Linked DNA regions of Homo sapiens: region 1 is linked to region 2. The links are chromatin loops, found by intact Hi-C in ENCODE. Cell type or tissue: PC-3. All regions are shown on one strand. Each heading gives the region's core, and the rest is flanking DNA. Links, peaks and the distances in the headings are about the cores only. Region 1 overlaps KCNG1 (potassium voltage-gated channel modifier subfamily G member 1). Region 2 has its middle 150 kb from the start of MIR3194.

What was found. A loop is a pair of places that touch in the nucleus more often than their neighbours do. Peaks named below come from ENCODE experiments on the same cell type or tissue, not always from the same donor. Only the 100,000 strongest peaks of a DNase experiment are listed, where the experiment ranks them.
Region 1: a loop joins it to region 2, with 17 times the contacts of the local background. A loop is called at or near these places in 10 of 110 quality-filtered maps.

What each region holds. Positions count from the first base shown.
Region 1 is chr20:51,011,065-51,021,026 of GRCh38, reverse strand. All of the region lies in intron 1 of KCNG1 (potassium voltage-gated channel modifier subfamily G member 1), which reads left to right. Among named protein-coding and RNA genes, the nearest start is that of KCNG1, 7.1 kb to the left of the region's middle. RefSeq lists an enhancer at 1-279. In PC-3, for the core only: a CTCF peak has its summit at 5,712; a DNase peak (open chromatin) is centred at 5,716.
Region 2 is chr20:51,302,612-51,312,573 of GRCh38, reverse strand. No RefSeq gene overlaps it. Among named protein-coding and RNA genes, the nearest start is that of MIR3194, 150 kb to the left of the region's middle. RefSeq lists enhancers at 1-660, 661-1,650, 5,374-6,334. In PC-3, for the core only: a CTCF peak has its summit at 5,622 (motif pointing right); a DNase peak (open chromatin) is centred at 5,603; H3K4me3 peaks cover 588 bases.

The sequences.
Region 1 (9,962 bases), core at 939-8,938, 290 kb after region 2:
TTTTTGGCCTCTGGGAGGGAGATGTGACATGGGAGGCAGAGGTTACTTGCTTCTCCCCATCCCCAAAGACTTTCCCGAAGCTTGTCCTGGAGCCTGATTGGGGCAGATCTGAGCACCACTTTGAATTCTCTGCACCAGACCCACAGCTGGGCTCTGGCAAGAGGTGAGGGAGGTGCCTCAGGAAACAGAAGAACAAAGAGATGTGTGCTGGATGCAGGGCTAAGCGACGCAAACCAGCTCCGAGGAACTCACCTCCTGGAGCCGCAGTAGGTACCTTGGCTCGGCTGTCCTTTCTCCACCCTGCTTTCCAATGTTGATGAAGAGTCAACATTGCCTGTTGCCAGAGGTCTAGGGGTACAGGAATCTACCCTTGGTTGTTGCATTAAGCCCAGAAATGGAGCCTGTGGGTGAAAAATGGCAGCTGGTAAAGCCCCTCTAAATAGAATTAATAAAAAGGGAGAGGCGAAGAACCTAGCTGAAGCACTCCATTGCTGTGGACCATTTTTATCATCCAGCAGACTGTATTTGATTAACGAAATCAGAAATGAAGTGACTTTGCTACAAATAGGATCTGAATTGTGCCTAAGACTGTCCGTTGCCCTGAGGTGAGTCTTCACTCTCATACCCACACCTCCCCGGGCAGGTCCGATCATGCTCTCCCTCCAGAGGACTCTGGTAAGCAGGTGTCTCCCTTCCTGCCGTCCTGAGGTCCCCACTGCTCCCCCAAGCCTGCTTCTCTGCTTAATTTTGAGCTACAAGGAGGCAAAGAGAAAAGGATCTTCTGGCTCCAGTCCCCAAACACCTCCCCGTAGAAGAAGGCAAACGCAAACGTGCATTTGGTGTTATTTTGCTTGCCTGCAGCACAGCAGGGAGGCTCCCGAGGCAGCCTGTCTTTTTTATAGGGGGGAGGGACACTGGCACTTTTTCTCATTTGGGGGCAAGGGAGGGATGGAGGGAAGAGCCTAGCTCCCAGCACACAATCTCCCCAGGAACTTGGGCCCCAGCTTTCAGGAGGCTGGGCCAAGGCCCAGGGTGGTGGGACTGTGGCGAGAACAGACAGCAGGTGGCTAAGAAAGATATATTCTCCACCAGGGCACAGCAGCTCTTGGAAATCTAACATGCCAGGACCCGGGCCAGGCTAATGGTTGGATCCATTTTGATTAACGTTTTAATTGGGGATTAATGCAGCCTGACCCGCCTCTGAGTCGGCTCGGCCAGAAGCCCTAATCCTGACAGATGAAGCTATACTGGCAGTGAAACGCTGCAGGGCCTGGGAAAGAGTGGCATGGAGAGAGACGGACGGGTCCCCGAGACACCCACTGGGAGTGAGGGAATGGCACAGGTTGAGAGGCATGGTACGAGAGAGAGAAACCAAAGCCTGCAGAGTACAGGAGAGAAATGCTTTCCTTCTGGAAAGTTGCCTTGGAAGCTGTGTTAATTTCCTCCTTTCACATACTTGCACACATTTAGTGGCTTAAAGCAATATAAATTTATTATTATTATTATTATTATTTTTGAAGACAGGGTCTTGCTCTATCACCCAGCTGGAGTGCAGTGTCACTATCATGGCCCACCACAGCCTTGACCTCCTGGGCTCAAGTGATCCTCCCACCTCAGCCTCCTGAGTCACTGGGACTAGAGGTACACACCACCATGCTCAGCTGATTATTTTTTAATTGTAGAAACAGGGTCTCACTATGTTGCCCAGGCTGGCCTTGAACTCTGGAACTCAAGCAGTTCTCTCACCTTGGCCTCCCAAAGTGCTAGGATTCCAGGCGTAAGCCCCTGCGCCCAGCCTGAATTTATTATCTCATAGTTTTTGGAGATCAGAAGACCAAATGACTCACTGGGCCAAAATCAAGGTATCAGCAGGGCTTCTGGAGACGACTCCACCCTCTGCCTCCATCGTCAACATCTCCTTCCCAGAGGCCAAAATGGCAACCCTGAGTTTGGCAAAACTAGGGGTTTTGTTGATTTTTTTTAACTCTGCTCACTTGCAAATATAAATAGTGATAAATATGTTTCCCCAGCCATGGACAATTGCCTGCTTCTCCCCATCCTCAGAAACATTCCAAAATCTCGTCCATATGAAATAGAGACTAGAAACCCAGTCCCTGACTCACTGCAAGGGGTGGAGACACCACACCAGCTCCCCGAAAGGAACAAGTGGTTCAAGGAGGCAGTAAAAGGCAGGGGTCAAAGAGGTTCGGCCTGGAGTCCCACAGATCTAGTTTAATTCTGGCTTTGTCGCTTATTGCCAGACATAAGTTTTCACTTCTCAGAGCCTCAGTTTCTTCATTTGTAAAATGGGGGTATTAGTGATAATGCCCACCTTTTTAGGAAAGGATGGAGACTCAGGCAATGAAGGCTCCTAGCACAGCACCTGGCACTTAGTGAGTTTGCAGTGGAGGGAGGCTGTGGTTGCTGCTATTTATAACACTTTGTGCAGTTAGCGCTCTCTCTGCATTCCCCGCTGCCACTCGGAAGAGGGACGGAGAGCATAAGACAGAAAGAACAGGGTCCAGAGAGGCCCGCAGCTTGTTGGAACCCCGGAGAGAGACCTGAAAGCAGTTGGGGTCAGCCCAGGACCATCTGTAGAACCATTTCATGCCCCTGATGGAATGTAGCCATGGGGACAGGAGGCCCAGTGACACTGCTCATCCCTGCAGCAAACCTCCGTTCACCAGATCCCCATAATAGCCCCGTGAGGTCAGCAATCTTATCCCCATCTTCTAGGGGAGGAGGCAGGCTCAGAGAGGCCAGCGGCTCAGTGGGTGTGATGGCCTGCCCAGGCCACAGGGTTATTAGCAGGAGCAGCAGGGACGACTAGCCATGCCTGGCTTGGACCTTCACTCCATCCCATTCCGCCCTCCCAAATCCCACCCCACAGGTCCCGCACCTGTACCCTCAGTCATGTGCTGACCTCAGGGTGGTCACGTGAGAACTGCCACTCAGAACGCCTTATGATCTCAATGATCATTTATCTTTGGAAGTATGTTCTCAGCCCTCAGCCATAGCTTATAAGCATCACCTTTTCCTCAAAGGAAAGATAGAAAAATTGCGAGGAGAGTGTCAGTGGATCTCTGGGCTCCTGAATGGAAATTTGATCAAGGCAGCCCCAACGCAGAAGATTTTTCTCACGAACCAGAAGGGATTTCATTTCTCCAATGAAGCGGGACTCACAGCCTTCCAGAGCCTCTAGGAGATTGACACGTTGGGCAGGGGAGTCCAGGTGAAAGCCCAGAGCAGCTCCTGTGCCTCCAGCCCCTGGGAGAACTCCAGGCATTCCCGGTCCCCTCTCTCACACAGAATCTCCATGAGAGCCTGTGAACATGCTCATTCCTGGGCCTCCCCTTCAGACATTCCGACTGGGAAGGGAGGGTCCCAGAAATCTGTATCTCCACCGAGCACCCCGAGCAATTCAGAAGGTTCTGTCGTTCCTGTGCTCTTCGTTTTTCTTTTTAAACCTGGGTTAAAACCCAGAGTTGTACAAACCACACCGCTTCCCAGCACGCCTCCTCATTGGCCTGTGCCAGGCTGTCTCATCTTACTCATTTTTCTTCTTTGTTCCAATCCCCGCGCTTCTTCCCCTTCCTCTGCCCTTCCAGGCACCCTCCATGTGGTTAATATAGATCCTCACATGTGCTTGAGACCTTGTAAAATATGTAATGTGTGTGTGTTCATTTACATAAATAGCACAGTGCTAGAAACTTCTGTTTCTTTTTCCACTCGGCACACTGTTTTTAAGACCTAAATGTGTTGCTAAATCTCCACTCAGTCCATTGCTTCTGATTCCTGGGCAATCTGCAGGCTTCCATAATCTGCCTCTACGAAGACTTGCCTGTCCACTCCCCTGGGGATGGATGCTAGGGGACCTCCTGGTACCATAAACAACACAGAACACACATTTTTGTACCTTGTTTGTTACTCTCTTCCATCTGGTTCCCCAGAAGCAAACCCTGAGTGAAGGATTTGAGTGCAAATAATTTATTACTGACAATGTCTGCCACAACCCTTTGTGGTCCCAGGTCTGGGAAATATACCCAGAAGTGGGATTCCTGGGTCACAGGGCAGCAGCATCTTCATTTCCCTCATTACCGCCCAGTGGCTTTCCCAGAGTGCTAGGCCAGCCCGCATACCCTCTAGCAATTGGATCCGGGGATCAGATGATGCTGGATCCAAATCCCAGTGGGTCAGGTCAGAAAAGAAGATTCTCTTGGGAAGCAGGGAGGGGGGCAGCGGACTCTAATCGTAGCTTGTGAGAATTCCAAGGCGACTATTGAGGGTTCACTCAGCGTCAGGCATGGAGCCAAGTGCATCACCTGTGCCATCTGCTTTTGTCCTCACCGTAACTCAAGGACGCAGGAGCTGTTTGTAGCCTCATTATACAGATAAAGAAACTGAGTCTCAGGGGTAGGGCACAACTTGCCTAAAGTCACAGAGCAACTGGCCTTGAACCCAGGTCTCCTGATTTTAAAGCCTGTGCGCCCTTCTGCCTCTTCAGCTTAGGGTGGTTGGCACATTGTCCCCCAAGCTGGAGGAGAACCAGAACCAGAACCAGCTTTTTTTCAACATCCCCTTTTTTTTTTCAAGACAGAGTCTCACTCTGTCGCCCAGGCTGGAGTGCAATGGCACCATCTCCGCTCACTGCAACCTCTGCCTTCCAGGTTCAAGTGATTCTCCTGCCTCAATCTTCCCAGTAGCTGGGATTACAGGTGCCTGCCACCATGCCCAGCTTAATTTTGTATTTTTAGTAGAGATGGGGTTGCACCATGTTGGCCAGGCTGGACTCAAACTCCTGGCCTCAAGTGATCCACCCGCCTTGGCCTCCCAAAGTGCTGGGATTCCAGGCATGAGCCACCATGCCTGGCCTCAGCATCCCATTTCCTATTGCAACTGTCACAAATTACCACAAACTGGGTGGCTTAAGACAGCCCAATTATATTATCTTACAGGTCTGGAGGTCAGAGGTTGGAAATGGGTCTGGCTGGGCTAATATCGAGTATTGGCAAGGCTGTGCTCCTTTCTGCAGGCTCCAGGGAGCTCATTTCCTGGCCTCCAGCCTTTGGAGGCCACCTGCATTCCTTGATTCATGGCCCCTTCCTCCATCTTCAAAGCCAGCAGTGGCCAGTGGAGTCATTCTCATGCCGCAGCCCTCTGCCGCTCCATCTCCTGCTTTCTTTTTCCACAAATAAGGACCCTGTTGATTACACTGGGCCCACCCAGATCATCCAAGATAATTTCCCATCTCAGATCAGCTGTAGCAGCCTTAATTCCACCTGTAACCTTCGTTCCTCCTTCCATGCAGTCTAACGTAGTCACAGCTTCCAGGGATTAGGATTAGGACGTGGGCATCTAGGGGAATGTGGGGACATTTTTCTGCCTACCATATGCCCTGCCCTGACCACTCTGGCCTGATGTGATGCAGCTTCAGTGGCTACCGGGCACAGGGCACAGGTGAGGCCCCCACCTCTGACTTCACCATAGCTCTACTACCCTGGCCCTCCGGCCCCTGCCAGCCTAGCCAGGTCAAAGCTGCCAGGTGACACCCTCACCCCCCGCAAACACACACCCATCAGCTCAGCATTGATGGTCTGGCACCGTCCTTGGGAGACACCCATCTCCCCCCTCTCTCCTGGATTTTGCCAGCTGCTTCTTCTGTCCATAATCCCACAGCCAGGAACAGCTTCCTCTGACTCAGCTCACCATAGCGCCACCTATCCGTCGCCTCGGTAAATGGCACCCCTGGAATCCTGATTCTTCTCTTTTCCCCCTCCCCCAGGCCCCATTCCTCAGCCAGTCCTGAGGGCTCTTCCTCCAAAGTTCATCCCAAATCCCTCCTGTTCTCTGGGACTTCCACCGCTGCAAACCTTAGTCATTTCCAGAATGACTTCCATAGCCTCCAGCCTGGGCTCCCCAGCCCACTCGTTGTCCACTGACCTGGCAGGCACACATGGACTCCTTGTCCCTTGCAGAATAAGCCCCAGCTCCTTATTGTCAGCCCCTCGGCCCTGCTGCACCTGGCCCCTGCCCCTCTCCTCTTCTCCCAGCTTCCCCTCGCTCTGTGCTCTGCATTCTCTGGTCTTTGATCATCCAAGCCCACCCCCAAGTCAGGGAGCAAATTCTTGCCACTCCCTCTGCCAGGTCCTCACGGGGCTGGATCTATCCATGCGGCTCAACCCCATGTCCCCTCCTCCAAGAAGCCCTCCTTCACCCCTCCAGCCAATGTTGCCCCACACCCCACAATAGTCATTCTCCATCTCTCACCTTGCTCTGTCAACAACACTGCAGTCGCTGCAGCCTGAAATGACTTGTGTGCTCATTTGGAAACAGTCTTCCCCACCAGAAGGTCACCTCCGTGAGGACAGGGCCTAGGTCTGTCTTGTTCTCTGCCGTGTCTCCGGCTCTAATACAGAGTCTGACACGTGGTGAGCGTTCAGTAACTACTGAATAAACGAACAAATAAAGGAATGAATGACACCTGCCTCCGGACTTCACCTCATCTCCCCCATCGCAGCCTCTGCTTCAAACAGCTTCCTCTCCCCAAGCATCCACAGACCCTCAGAGGCAAAATCACTTAAACCCACCATGCTGTAGAACTAACAGAACTAACACCACAGAGAAATAAAAAATTTCTTGTGAGGATATCAGGCTGCGTGAAAAGCAGTATTATTTTTCAGAAGGCCAGGCTTTGGGGCCTCTTTGATTTATGAACTTTAGTGTAGGGTCTAGAGGTGCTGAGCCGTCCATCTCACATCAGATCAGGTATCTGCAAGACCAAAGGCCATGGAGAAATATGCCTGTTCTTCCTTTAGCAAGTTCTGGCCTCAGCATTTCCCCAGGGGACTCTGGCTTTGAGAACAAGGTCGTTACTCTGTTTATTACCCTCCGAGTAGCATCAGCCTCTCCATACTCACCCTGCTGCCGAGACAGGATCACTTTCCACACAGGAAACTCACGTGGGGGCAGGGCGTGAAGGAAATAAATCACTAATTGGGGGAGTTTTCTGCTGGAGGGAAAGCTGGGAGGGTTGAAAGAAGAAATTCCTAAAAAGAAGAGGTGATTACAGCCATGGGGATTCACAAGAGCCCTCCAGGGCTTGTGTGAGGCATTTTCCGTTTACCTCCATCACCATTCTTGCCAAACAGAATGTCACTTTTTCTCTTTTCTGTGGTAGCAAAGATGAAACAGCAGAGCTGAAAAGAGAGATCACCAAGGAAAGTGCCTGAAAGGGATTATTCCCACGCCTCCAAAGGATCCTGGCAGGCTGTGCCTGAGGAGATGGGTTCCAATTTTAGGTGAAGTTAAAAACACTCTAACCATCTAAAATCAAATCATTTTTCTTTCAAACACAGGTGTACCCTAGTTTTCCAAACCCTGATCTCTGCAATTGTAGCCTTCCCCAAAGATCAGTGAGTAGTAGAGGGATGATGTGCTTTTGTAAAGCAGTTCCTCTTAGGAAGGAGCCCCTTTTAAGTGTGAAACACCCTCCCTCCCCTTCCAGCACCTATTAAAACATTTTCTCATTCATAGGTACATGTGTTTGTGTACGGGTGTGTTTGTGAGCGAGTATCTTCCTGAACATGTCCACAGCACCGACCCATATTTAAGTATTGGAAATGGGTTTCCGTTTGGAATTGATAGATTTTTACCACTTGATTCCATTGGGGATTTGTCTAGGGAGAGGGCTGGTGATTTTGTTTTTTTGTTTTGTTTTGTTTTGTTTTAGACAGAGTCTTGCTCTGTCACCAGGCTGGAGTGCAGTGGCACCATCTCAGCTCACTGCAACCTCCACCTCCTGGGTTCAAGGGATTCTCCTGCCTCAGCCTCCCGAGTAGCTGGGATTTCAGGCATGTGCCACCACACCTGGCCAATTTTTGTATTTTTAGTAGAGATGGGGTTTCATCTTGTTGGCCAGGATGGTCTCGATCTTCTGACCTCATGATCCACCCACCTCGGCCTCCCAAAGTGCTGGGATTACAGGCCTGAGCCACCGCACCCGGTCGAGGGCTGGTGATTTTTAAAAGCAGAGTATTTGACTCCTACTAACTTCTCTATGCATCGGCTTAATTCCAGAGAGCTCTGTGGCTATAATCTAAGGGTCTCAAACTCAAATGCCTATAGGGCCGGGAAGGAAACACACATGAGTGGAATAGAGTGGGTGTTAGGAAGACAATAGTTGGGGGTGGGGACTGTGGTGGATTGGAGCATGTGCTGCCTAAAGGGGTAGCCATTTCTCAGTTGGCGTTTGGGCCAAGTGTTGCCAGATATCCTGATTTTTTAAAAGAAGCCAAGGATATGGATTTTTACATGAAATTTCTCAACTTTCAAAAACTTCTCCAAGCCAAGCAAAATATTTGTGAACCAAATTCAGCCCATGAGCTGGTAATGAATAAGCAATCTTGTTCCAGTAGCACAAACCCTTAGCTTTGAGGGTTGGGAAGGAAGGAGTCCATGCAAGTTGATATTTTGACCTGAGTTCCCCAGAAGTCGCCTTATCATGTTGGTCTCGTCAACAAGAAATGTACTCATTTAACAAGCACCTCTTTGAGGCTTTACAGTGCTGAGCATAGGGATTCAGAGATGACTAAAGCACGTTTCTTCCCCCAGGGAGCAGGCTGCCTAATGAAGGAGCCAGGCTTGCACACAGACAATTCTAGAACTGGTGGTAAGTGCCGTGAAGACGGGTGCACCAGTTGTAAGGGGAGGGGTGCTCATTTTAGCTGGAAGAGCCAAGGAAGGCTTCCTGGATGAACATGGCTGTCCAGTTCAGCCCTGCATCCTCAAGGTGATGTTTGCTGACCCCTGAGCAAACGTGGCATTGCTTTCATAGTTGTGCATTTCTTTGTCCATTGCTTCTGATTTATGGCAAGTGGTATCTGTTTTCCATTAATGGAAACAATATTAGTTGTCCCTTTAAGATAAATAATAATAGGCCGGGCGTGGTAGCTCACACCTGTAATCCCAGCACTTTGGGAGGCCAAGGTGGGCAGATCACCTGAGGTCAGGAGTTCAAGACCAGCCTGGCCAACATGGCAAAACCATGTCTACTAAAAATACAAAAATTAACCAGGTGTGGTGGCACACCTGTAGTCCCAGCTATTCGGGAGGCTGAGGCACGAGAATTGCTTGAACCCGCGGCGCGGAGATTGCAATGAGCCAAGATCGTGCCACTGCACTCCAGCCTAGGCAAAAGAGCGAGACTCTGTCTCAAAAATAATAATAATAATAGACAATAGTTACTGAATACCTACTATGTGCCAGGCACTGCATTAAATGCTCCTATGTACATAATTCACTTAGGCCTCCCAGCAATCTTATCAAATCACGTGGCTGTACCCATTTTACAGACAAGGAAATTAAGACACATCAAGGTTGAGTCACTTGCCCAGGCTGTGTGGCTCCAAAGTCTGCGTTCATAACCATTAACCAGGCTTCTCCACCTCAGCATTAAGGACACTTGGGACCAGACAAGTGTCTGTTGTGGGGACTGTCCTGTGCATTGTAGGACATGCAACAGCATTCCCTGGCCTCTACCTACTAAATGCCAATAGCAACCCCAGTCATGACCAGCAAAAATGCTCCCAGGCATTGCCACATGTCTTTTGGGAGACTAAATCAGCCCTATGAGAACTGTAGGTCTACACTAAATTGTTTTTCCAAGCCAAATAAATACCAAAAAAAAAAAAGTTAATTTAAAATAAAATGTTAAGTAAATAACAGTACATGTGTCACCTGAAAATCCACTAGGATGTCAGCTGCCTGGGATCAGAGACCCCTTCACATTCTGCACACGGCTGCATCCCCAGTGCATAGATGGATATGGGAGAATTGTGAAGGCTGGGAGATGCTGAACAATGTTGTTGCTATTTCACTATTAGGTGAATGTCTTTGTCAGCTCAGGCTGATGTAACCAAATATTAATACCACAGACTGGGTGGCTTCAGCAACACTTATTTCTC
Region 2 (9,962 bases), core at 1,100-9,099:
GAAGTTTGTGCCGTTTGCAAGGGAAAGGAACCTGGCCTCTCCTGTTCCTGGATAGTAAACTGGGATTCAAACTATGAGGTGGGAAGCCTTCTAGCAGGACTCTCTCCTGCTTTACTGAGATTTATTTTTCCTTTTCGCCTAATAAATTCCATTTCCCCTCACCCTTCAAAGTGTCTGCAGGCCTAATCTTTCCTGGTCATGTGACAAGAACCCTTTTTTTTTTTTCCCCCTACAACACATGTATTAGGGCATTCTTGCATTGCTCTACAGAAATACCTGAGACTAGGTAATTTATAAGAAGAGAGAGAGGGAGAGGAGGTGCCACACACTTTTAAATGACCAGATCACGCATGTAAAGCAAAAATAAAATTCTAAGCCGCACAACCTGCTGATAAACCCTCCCCTTGGCCAAGAGCATTCTAAAATTAACTGGAAAGACGAGTTCGGGTTATCATGGGAAGTGAAAGTCAGACATGCCTCCTTATACCCTCCTCCCCCTCCCTTTGGAATTCAAGCACAGTTGACCAACATTAACATTAAAACAGAGATCTTAAGACAGATAGAACAGACTTGAAGTCTGATAAACATTTACAATCTATTCTCTGTGAAGCCTGCTTTGGGAGGCTTCATCTGCATGATAAAACCTGGGTCTCTACAACCTATTATCTTAACCATTCCGTCTGTGATTCCAGGTCTTTAAATAATAACTCTTTAAGCCAATTGCCAGTCAGAAAGTCTTCGACTCCGCCTATGACCTGGAACCCCGCCTCCTCCAGTTATCCAATTGTCCCGCCTTGCCAGACGAAACCAACATGTATCTTACATGCATTGATTGACATGTCTCCCAAAAATGTATAAAATCATTTTGTATCCTGACTACCTCGGGCACATATTCTCAGGATTTCCTGGGGCTGTGTCATAGGGCCACTGGTCCTTCATACTTGGCTCAGGATAAACTCTTCGGATATTTCGCAGAGTTTGACACTCTTCATTGACACTCACTATTGCAAAGACAGCACCAAGCTATTAGGAATCCACCTCCATGACCCAAATACTTCCCACCAGGCCCCACCTCCAGCATTAGGGATTACAATTTGACATGAGATTGGAGCAGGGACAAATATCCAAATTATATCAATAGATTTGTATTGAAAAGTCAGGCCACATGCAGTGGCTCATGCCTGTAACCCCAAAACTTTGGGAGACTGAGGCAAGATGATTGCTTGAGGCCAGAAGTTCAACACCAGCCTGGGCAACATAGTGAAAGCCTGTATCTACAGACAGTTTTTTTTTTTTAATAGCCAGGCATGGTGATGTGGGCCTGTAGTTCCAGCTACTCAGGAGGCTGAGGAGGGAGGATCACCTGAGCCCAGGAGTTGGAGGCTGCTGTGAGCTATGAGCATACCACTGCACTCCAGCCTGGGTGACAGAGCAAGAATCTGTCTCAAAAAAAGAAAAAAGAAAAATTACACATGTGCAGAGAACTATACGTATCATAAATGATTGGCTCAATGAATTTTCCCAAATTGGAACCAGCCTCCAGATTAAGAAATCATCTGTTACCCTAGGGAGCCCCTCATGTGCCCATGGTTGATTTTTTTAGGAAACAAAGCATGGCAGATAAAATTGGTCCCTGTGAATAACCTGCCCACTCCATTCTTCTCTCTCTCATCCCAGAGGTTTCATAATCCTAAATACAATGCTTGTTATTCCCATATTTGCCTTTACATTTATAGAACATATGCACATATATCCCTGTGCAACAGACACTTTTGCTTTCATGCTTAAAACTTTATATAAGTAAGATACTATGCTTTTCTCATTCTAAAATGATGTTCTGAGGTTTGTCCATTGTCGTGGGTTGCGACTCTCTGGGGTTGGTGTCATATAGGTGGTGAAAAGAATGTACCAAGATAGCTGTAGGTAAAGAAAGGCAGATTTACTCGAGAAAGCGCTGCAAGGAAGCAATGGGCAGGTCAGCAAGAGGGGAGCTGACTGCAAAGGGACAAAGCTTGCTGGAGATTTTATACGCTGGTTCTTGGGCTGGAGAGGGCTACGTGCTGTACTGATAACACCAAGGTTGCAGGGAGCTAACTTGCATTTTTCTATCAGCCAAGAGTCTGGTAATAGCTGGGCACAGGAAGACTGTGAGTTATATTGTGCAAGAGGTCCATGGTCCTGCATTGTGTCCTGGAAAGGCAGACTTACAGCTTATCTGCTTTCTCTTTTTGCTTTCCCTTTGTCCCACCAGCCTGACTCCTCCTCCCTAATGAGAACTCCACATCCATGTACATCAATGAAGCTGTAGTTGTTTTTGCTGCAAATATGTCACAAGGCATTTCTCCACTCTCCCATTGATGGACACTTTAATGGTTCCTAATATTTCTCTGTTACACACAGATGCTGTTATGAGTCTCCTTGAGTATGGCTCCAGCATGCTGGAATGGGAGATTGTCTGGAGTAAAGATACGTAGGGGTGGAACTGGTGTATCATATGATGTGGGTATGTACAGTTTTGCTCTCCACAGGGGTTGTATCAGACTCATAGGAATTTTAAACTGGGGACAGTATCAATGACTACTGTACAAAAGCCACAAACCATAAGCCCATGGAGCTAAAAAAGCTTGAATAATATTTGAATCACCAATGCTAACATTTACAAATAGGAAGAATTCATACAAAATCCATATTTGTAGCTTTTTGTGAAACGCTGGGCAATTCTGGGCCCAGGCAGCTGCAGAGGTGCTTCTTGAGGCAGAAAGAGAGGGGGAGAAACACCCCAGCCTCTCTCCTGCCCTCCGAATTCTGCCTCCCATGGCCAAACCCAGCTGGCTCAGAGGCCTGCAGGGGTCAGCCCTCCTGGGGTTGACCTCATCCCTTTTCTGTGCCACTTAAACATGGCACAGTGTTCTCACCGACTTGATCTCAAGCTTCTTGAGGGCAGGCAGAAGTTCCTGGGCATCAATCTGTCTCCAGAGCCAGGCTGATAGCCTGGTCCTAGCAGGAGCTAGATCGGCTTTATGTTACTGGAAGAAATGCAGACAGTGACCCTTAACCAGTCTCTCTAACTAGTCTCTCACAGATTCCAGGCAGTTCATTAAAATGTTGAATTATAAATGGACAGAGAGTCAATATTTTAAGTCTATGGACCATATGGTCTCTGTCACAACTATTCAGCTCTGGAGTTGTATAGCGTCAGGGGCCATATACAATGAGTGAGTGAATGGGTGTGGCTGTGTTGCAATAAAACTTTATTTGCAAAAACAGGCAGTGGGCCATATTTGGCGGTGGGTTGCAATTTGTGGCCCCCTGCTATGGACCATGATGTAATTGGTACAACCTGGGTTTACATTTGCACAGCTGTTAGCAGTAACCCTGGGAGTCAGGCCACCAAAAGAGTGCTGAACTGCTCTTTGCTAGAAGTAAAGAGGAATTTTGAAGAGGGAACACTGCAAAGAGAGGATGGGAGAGGAGAGGGGATGAGGAGGGGAGGAAAGAAAGATGAGCTGGACAATAGGACAAGGGGCTGGAGCCAGATGGTGAACATAGCCGGGAGGCTTTTGAAGATGAGGGAGATGCAGCTTTCAATTGTAAGATGTCTTTGGTTACTGATCCAAACCTTCAGTAAAGTCTGCTCTGTCCCCACATGCCTTTGTGAGTGGTTTGTGTGTGTGTATGAGAGTTAACAGAACGTTCTGTCTTCCCAAGCACCAGGCAGCTCCCCAGCACTCAGCCCCGCTCAGTGCAGGCAGAATGAACCTCACTGATTGCTACAGCTACCTAGAAAGGTAGCGAAGAATCTGAAGGTCAGAGAGGTTAACCCAAAGTCACACAGCCAAAGAGAGAAACAGAAACCAAATCCAAAGCCCTGATTATTTCCTTGATTGCCCAAACAGCTGGAAACTTGAAATCAGTTTTTCTGTTTCCTGGAATGAGCTTTGGTGTATCCCTTTGAATGTGGGTTGGATTCCTGGGGATTTAGCCTCAAACCAAACTCTGAGGCCAGAGTAAGGTGAATTAAACCTGGGGAGGTGCAAGGGAGGTTATCTTATGCTCCTTCTTCCCTCCCCTGGACCTGGCCCCTGCCTTGGGTACTTCCCCACTACCCTGAGGCACCTGCTTCTGGTGGGGGTTGGGGCGGGGTGGCGAGGGAAGGGGTGACCTGGGCTCTGTCTGCTTCTCTGGGAATTAGAAAGGGGGTGGGGTGTTTTGTCATCTCTGAAGCCAACACCTGGGTTGACATCATCCAGCTACCTGGCACCTTTTATGGCAGAAGGATAATTTGGCCCGGGCCATTTATTCACAGAATCCTCCAGTTTAGACTTTTGACATTATCTATAAACAAACTTAGATGTATCATCATTGAATCTTATGCAAAAAGCATTACTTTGTTAAACATAAACACTTATATTTTACCACAATTCTGACATCCCTTTTTGCCTTAAACTTTTTTAAAAATATGGGATGGCTTTGGCTTTCCTCAGCCTCTGAGAGACTCTCATTAGGTGTCAAACCCAAGAGCTAAACAAAAGCTGATTTATGCAAAATGTAAGCTCGTCACAAGTCAATTAGGGCTCAGACAGGCTTTTGTGACAAGCACTTTCTAATCAATTCCATCCGGCTCTCTCTGAGAGTCTATGAGAGAATAAACACAATAATGACATTAAAATGGGCAGTGGGGCTCTTCACCTTCTTGGGGTTCCCATACCTTTGCCCTCTGACAGCTGCTCTAGGCCTTTACCCAAGGAAATGTACAGACATGAATGCAGCATTTTGTTTCCAATTTCAGGGATGTCTAAACTACATCCACGGACTCCTTAAGTCCCCACATGAAGAAATTTTGGGGCTGGGCATGGTGGCTCACACCTGTAATCCCAGCACTTTGGGAGGCCAAGGCAGGCAGATCACGAGGTCAAGAGATCGAGACCAGCCTGGCCAACATGGTGAAACCCCGTCTCTACTAAAAATGCAAAAATTAGCTGGGCGTGGTGGCGAGTGCTGGTAGTCCCAGCTACTCAGGAGACCGAGGCAGGAGAATTGCTTGGGCCCGGGAGGCGGAGGTTGCAGTGAGCCGAGATCGTGTCACTGCAGTGCAGCCTGGGCAACAGAGCAAGACTCTGTCTCAAAAAAAAAAAAAAAAAAAAAGAAAGAAAGAAAGAAAAAAGAAATTTTGGTGGAGCCTTTTTAAATACACAAATTAAAAACAGTAAAGAAATATAATTCCTGATCGATGCAATTGTCCCCCAGGCGTAGTCTTTAAGCACACATTCTACAGCTCCCAAATTCAGGAGCTGGAAGCACAGCCTTGCTATGAGGTGGACTTAGCTTCAATCTCTGCCCGGATGATATTGGGCAAATGGCCCAATCATTAAAACGGACACATGAATGGGACCAACCTGGCCGAGTTAAGAGGATTGAATTAATATTTGCGAAGTGCACAGAAGGGCGCCTGGTATACCAGAGGTGCCCAATCAAGGTTAGCTCTCACCAGCATCGCTGGTTCTCTTCCCCTTCGAGGCCTGCGCAGGGCTGGGGAGGAGGGATCACCCCTGCCTGCTTGAGACCGGCTGCCACATCGCTGGGAGGACGCCGGGCTGCCCTAGAGTGGCCACAAGAGGGAGCAGTTGCCTTTCCTAACGCCGAGGCCCACCTGCGCCCAGCCTTCCACTCAGGCAGGGGCAGACGACGTGGGCTCCCTAGACCTTGGAGCCTAACCCAGAACCTTCTCTCCCCACCACAGCTGGAGGTGGGGTGGGGTAGGGTGAGACGGGCCCTGCTCGCAGCTGTTCTCTGTGCACTTGGGACAGGGCTCTAATTTATGCCTGAGCACCGTGGCCTGAGGTTTCTTCTCTGCCAGCCTCAAGGGCTGGTCCTCACTTTGTCTTGCCCTTAGCGCCCCAATTCCTTGCAGCAGGTCCACATGCCCCGCTGTGAGATATGTTAGGACTGGCAAGGCCATGTCCCTTGCTGGGTGCTTGATCCCTTGGCCTCCCCACAGCTGGGTGTCCGCACGGCCAGTGGCGTGGATGCGGGAGCTCTCTGGGGTTTCCGGAAAAGGCTGTAATTTCTTGTCTGTTCTGTGGGTGCAGCACATGTGCCTCCAGCCCCATGCTCCTGCTTCAAATGCAGCAGCTGTGGTGGCCATCCTGAGACTGGAAGGTGACAAATATAAACCGAAAACAAAATTCTAAGCCCCCAGCTAACTGAATGGTCCCCTCCTCTTGGCCAAGGGTATCCTAAAGTTAACCTGAAACACGAGTTCAGGCCATGATGGGAATGCGGGTCAAACAGGCCTCATTATACCTCCGCCCTTTGGAATTCAGGCACGGCTGACCAGCATGAACATTAAAACAGAGACCTTAACACTGACAAAGCCGACTCTACCAATAAGATGCCAACGTGACAGATAGCAGGCTCTGAACGAAATTGAAGTATTTTACCCCAAAATATGTTTCTTTGACATATTTTGAAATGGCCTTGCAAAGCTGTCACTTGTGGGTAAAAATCTACATTCTGTAGAGAATCCTCTTCCCTTTCCAGGCCTTTTTTCCTGATCCAGGAGAGAATTAACTAAGTCTGGCACCTTTCTAAGCCTGATAAGACACATTTACAATCTATTCTCTCTACCTGGAGGCTTCATCTGCATAATAATAAGAACCTTGGTCTCCACAACTCCTTAACCCAGACACTCCCTTGTATTGATTCCAGGTCTTTAGATAAACTCTTTCAACCAGTCACCAATCAGGAATTCAGGAACTCTTTGAATTCACCTATGACCTGGAAGCTCCCCTCCCTGCTGTTCCTGCCCCCAACCCCCACCTTTGTGTTATCTCTGCCTTTCCAGAGGGGACATTTTCCTCTAGCACATGTAAGATGTATAATATATGTCAACCTCGGGACCCCAAAATAACTAAGACAAAGGGAAAAGTCAAGCTGGGAACTGCTTAGGGCACACCTGCCTCCCGTTCTATTCTATGGCTACTAGGGTAAAAAAGCTACATACCTCCCTCACAATTTGTCCACGAGGAAATTCCTTGCAGACAAAGGACAGACAGAACTCAAAGTCATCTCTCTGTGCTCACTGAGATAAATGCATATCTGATGGCTTTCTTTGGAAAGGCTAATCAGAAACTCAAAAGAATGCAACTGTTTGTCTCTTATCTACTTATGACCTGGAAGCCCCTCTCTGCTTTGAGTTGTCCCACGTTTCCAGACTGAATCAACGTACATCTTACACACACTGATCGATGTCTCATGTCTCCCTAAAATGTATAAAACTAAATTGCCCCGAGCACCTTGGCCACACGTCAGGACCCCCTGAGGCTATGTCACAGGCACATCCTCAGTCTTGGCAAAATTAACTTTCTAAGTTGATTGAGACCTGTCTCATATATTTGGAGTTCAGACATGTATTGACTGATGTCTTATGTCTCCCTAAAATGTATAAAATGAAGCTGTAACCCGGCACATATTCTCAGGATCTCCTGGTGCTGTGTGACAGGCTATGGTCACTCATATTTGGCTCAGAATAAACCTCCTCAAATATTTTACAGAGTTCGACTCTTTTTGTCAACACAAGCCAAAGGCACAGAAAGACAAGCTGGGGAGCAGAAAGACAGCCTGACCCACCCAGGCCTCCTGTCCCTCCTGGGGATACCCTAACATGCACGGGCTGCTTTGCCCCTCCAAAGGCTGTCTGTGGCTCTCAGGAGAAAATCCAGATGGTGGCCTCAAGGCCTGCCCCTGCCTGGTCTCCCAAATCTCCTGCTTGCTAACTTCCTCCTGCTGCCGCAGCCTTCTCTTCTGCTGCTGCACCATGCAAAGTCCTGCCTCAGAGCACTTGTACTTGCTATTCCCTGCTATTCCCTCTGTCTGGAAAGTCTTCACCCAAATTTTCAAACAGGGTGGCTCCATCATTCACACAGCTCAGCTGTTACCTCCCCAGAGGCGCTTCCCTTGACCTCCTCCTGTTTCATGCCTCCTCTGTTGTGCATTACTGTGTTTCGAACTCTTCACAGCACCTTGTGCTATCTGTGACAGTGGCAGGAGGCAGACAGGGGTGGGTCCCTGGTGAAACACCACCTTCAAGCCAAAACAGCCTGAAGGCTGAAAGACCGGACTGCTGGTTCCAGATGAAACCCATGACTCAGGACAGAAGAGTGAGAATTTCTGTTCCTGTTTGCCCATCCTTTCCTGATTCTTTCTGAATGCTTTTTAACCAATCAAACGTGGCCTTTTTCAATAGTATCTATGGCCCGCCCCTCCCCCATCCTGTGCCTATAAAAACCCCAGACTCAACCACACTGAGAGAGATGACCTGACTTAGGGTGAGAGACTACTTGCCCATCCCCTCTCCACTGAGAGTTGTTTTATCACTCAATAAAATTCTCTGCCCTCATCACCTTTCAATTGTCAGCATGACCTCATTCTTCTTGGATGTGGGACAAGAACTTGGGACCCACCAAATGTGGGTACTCAGAGGGCTGTAACACTGTGGCTCTCAGCCCTCTGCTGGCAGAGGGCAGCCACCCCATGTGACAGGAAGCAGTAATGGGACCAGAGCTTCCCCCGGAGCTGTGGGCTGGAGCGGGGCAAGGGGCTGACCAAGCTGTTAACACACCGCTGTCCGTTGGACTGTGGACGGGAGTACTGAACGAGTTAATTAGCACATTTAAAACCCCTTCTGGGGCTTTGGGGTTGTGGGCACCCCTGGCTGGGTGCCACCACATTCCCCCTTGGGGTGACATGCCTGGTCCAGCCACAAGCCCAGCAGGGAGCCTACCCCTGTGCCAGCTTTTGGAACAGCTGGCTGGACCCCACACTTGCTTGCTCACACACCCCTTCCCACCAGGGGCTAAGCATGCAGTTGTGGTGGCCATGGGATCCACGGAGTGCAAGCCAGACACAGCCTGGTGGGCCAAGTAGATGGAGCACCTCCTGCTGCAAGCCAAGCAAAGGGGCCCGAGAAAAACCCTGTCATCTGCAATTACCTTGTTTATTCCCAGTAAATTTTCAGAGGGCACAGTGTGTGGCCCAGAGTACATAGGTAAGTATGTTTACTAAATGAATGAACATATTTTCTTCTTTGCATAAGGTAACATATTTTCCTCTTTTGAGTAGGTTCTTTGCAACCATGAAACTCCTGAGCAAGGTAATGGGACAGAGAAATTAACTAAAGCCAAGCCCCACAATGAACCGATTCTGCTATGGCTGCTGCAGGGTGAGCTCTCGTCTCTCCTTCCCAGCTGTTCCCCTCTTGGCAACAGCACACCGTCCCCCCTTGCCCCAGAAGTCACCCATTCACCTTACGTTTGGACATCATTCCTGGCATTAAGACTTCTCTCCTGGGGAGGGGTCTTCTACCGAGGTAAGCGGTTGGCATCAGCATCCCTCACCTATCGACAAAATGGATGCGGGTGATGGCCACCCACTGTGTGCTCTCAGATGAACCTGAATCGCCCCCCAGATGGCTTCTGGGAGAGGGTATTAACTGCAAACGTTTGCAGAGCCATGTGCTGAAATGTGGCAAAGTGTGTGCTTTTAAAGGAGAAGGCTCGCAGAGGAAATGTGGATCGTTGCCCCATCCTGCAGTTTTGTGAATTTGGAACGTGTTCACTAGGGTCTCTGGAAGTTCACGGTAGCCAGCATGTCCACAAATAAGGCCAAGCAGCCAGTTACAATGTCCCCACCCTGCACTGTGGCTGAGAGGCCAAGCCCTGCAGCCGCACAGACCTGGGTGTGAGAACAGCTACGCTGACCGTGTATGAGCTGCATGACACTGGGCCGCTCAAACGCTCTGTGTTTCACTTTCCTCATCTGTAAGTGCACATTACAACTGGAACGACCTGATGCACTCCTACAGAAGAAATTAAAATTACGTATGGAATGCAGGCACATCTTGAATGCAATAAATGTTCACTTTTATTGAGGTCAGGAGGAGCATTGACCACCAGAGGAGGAAC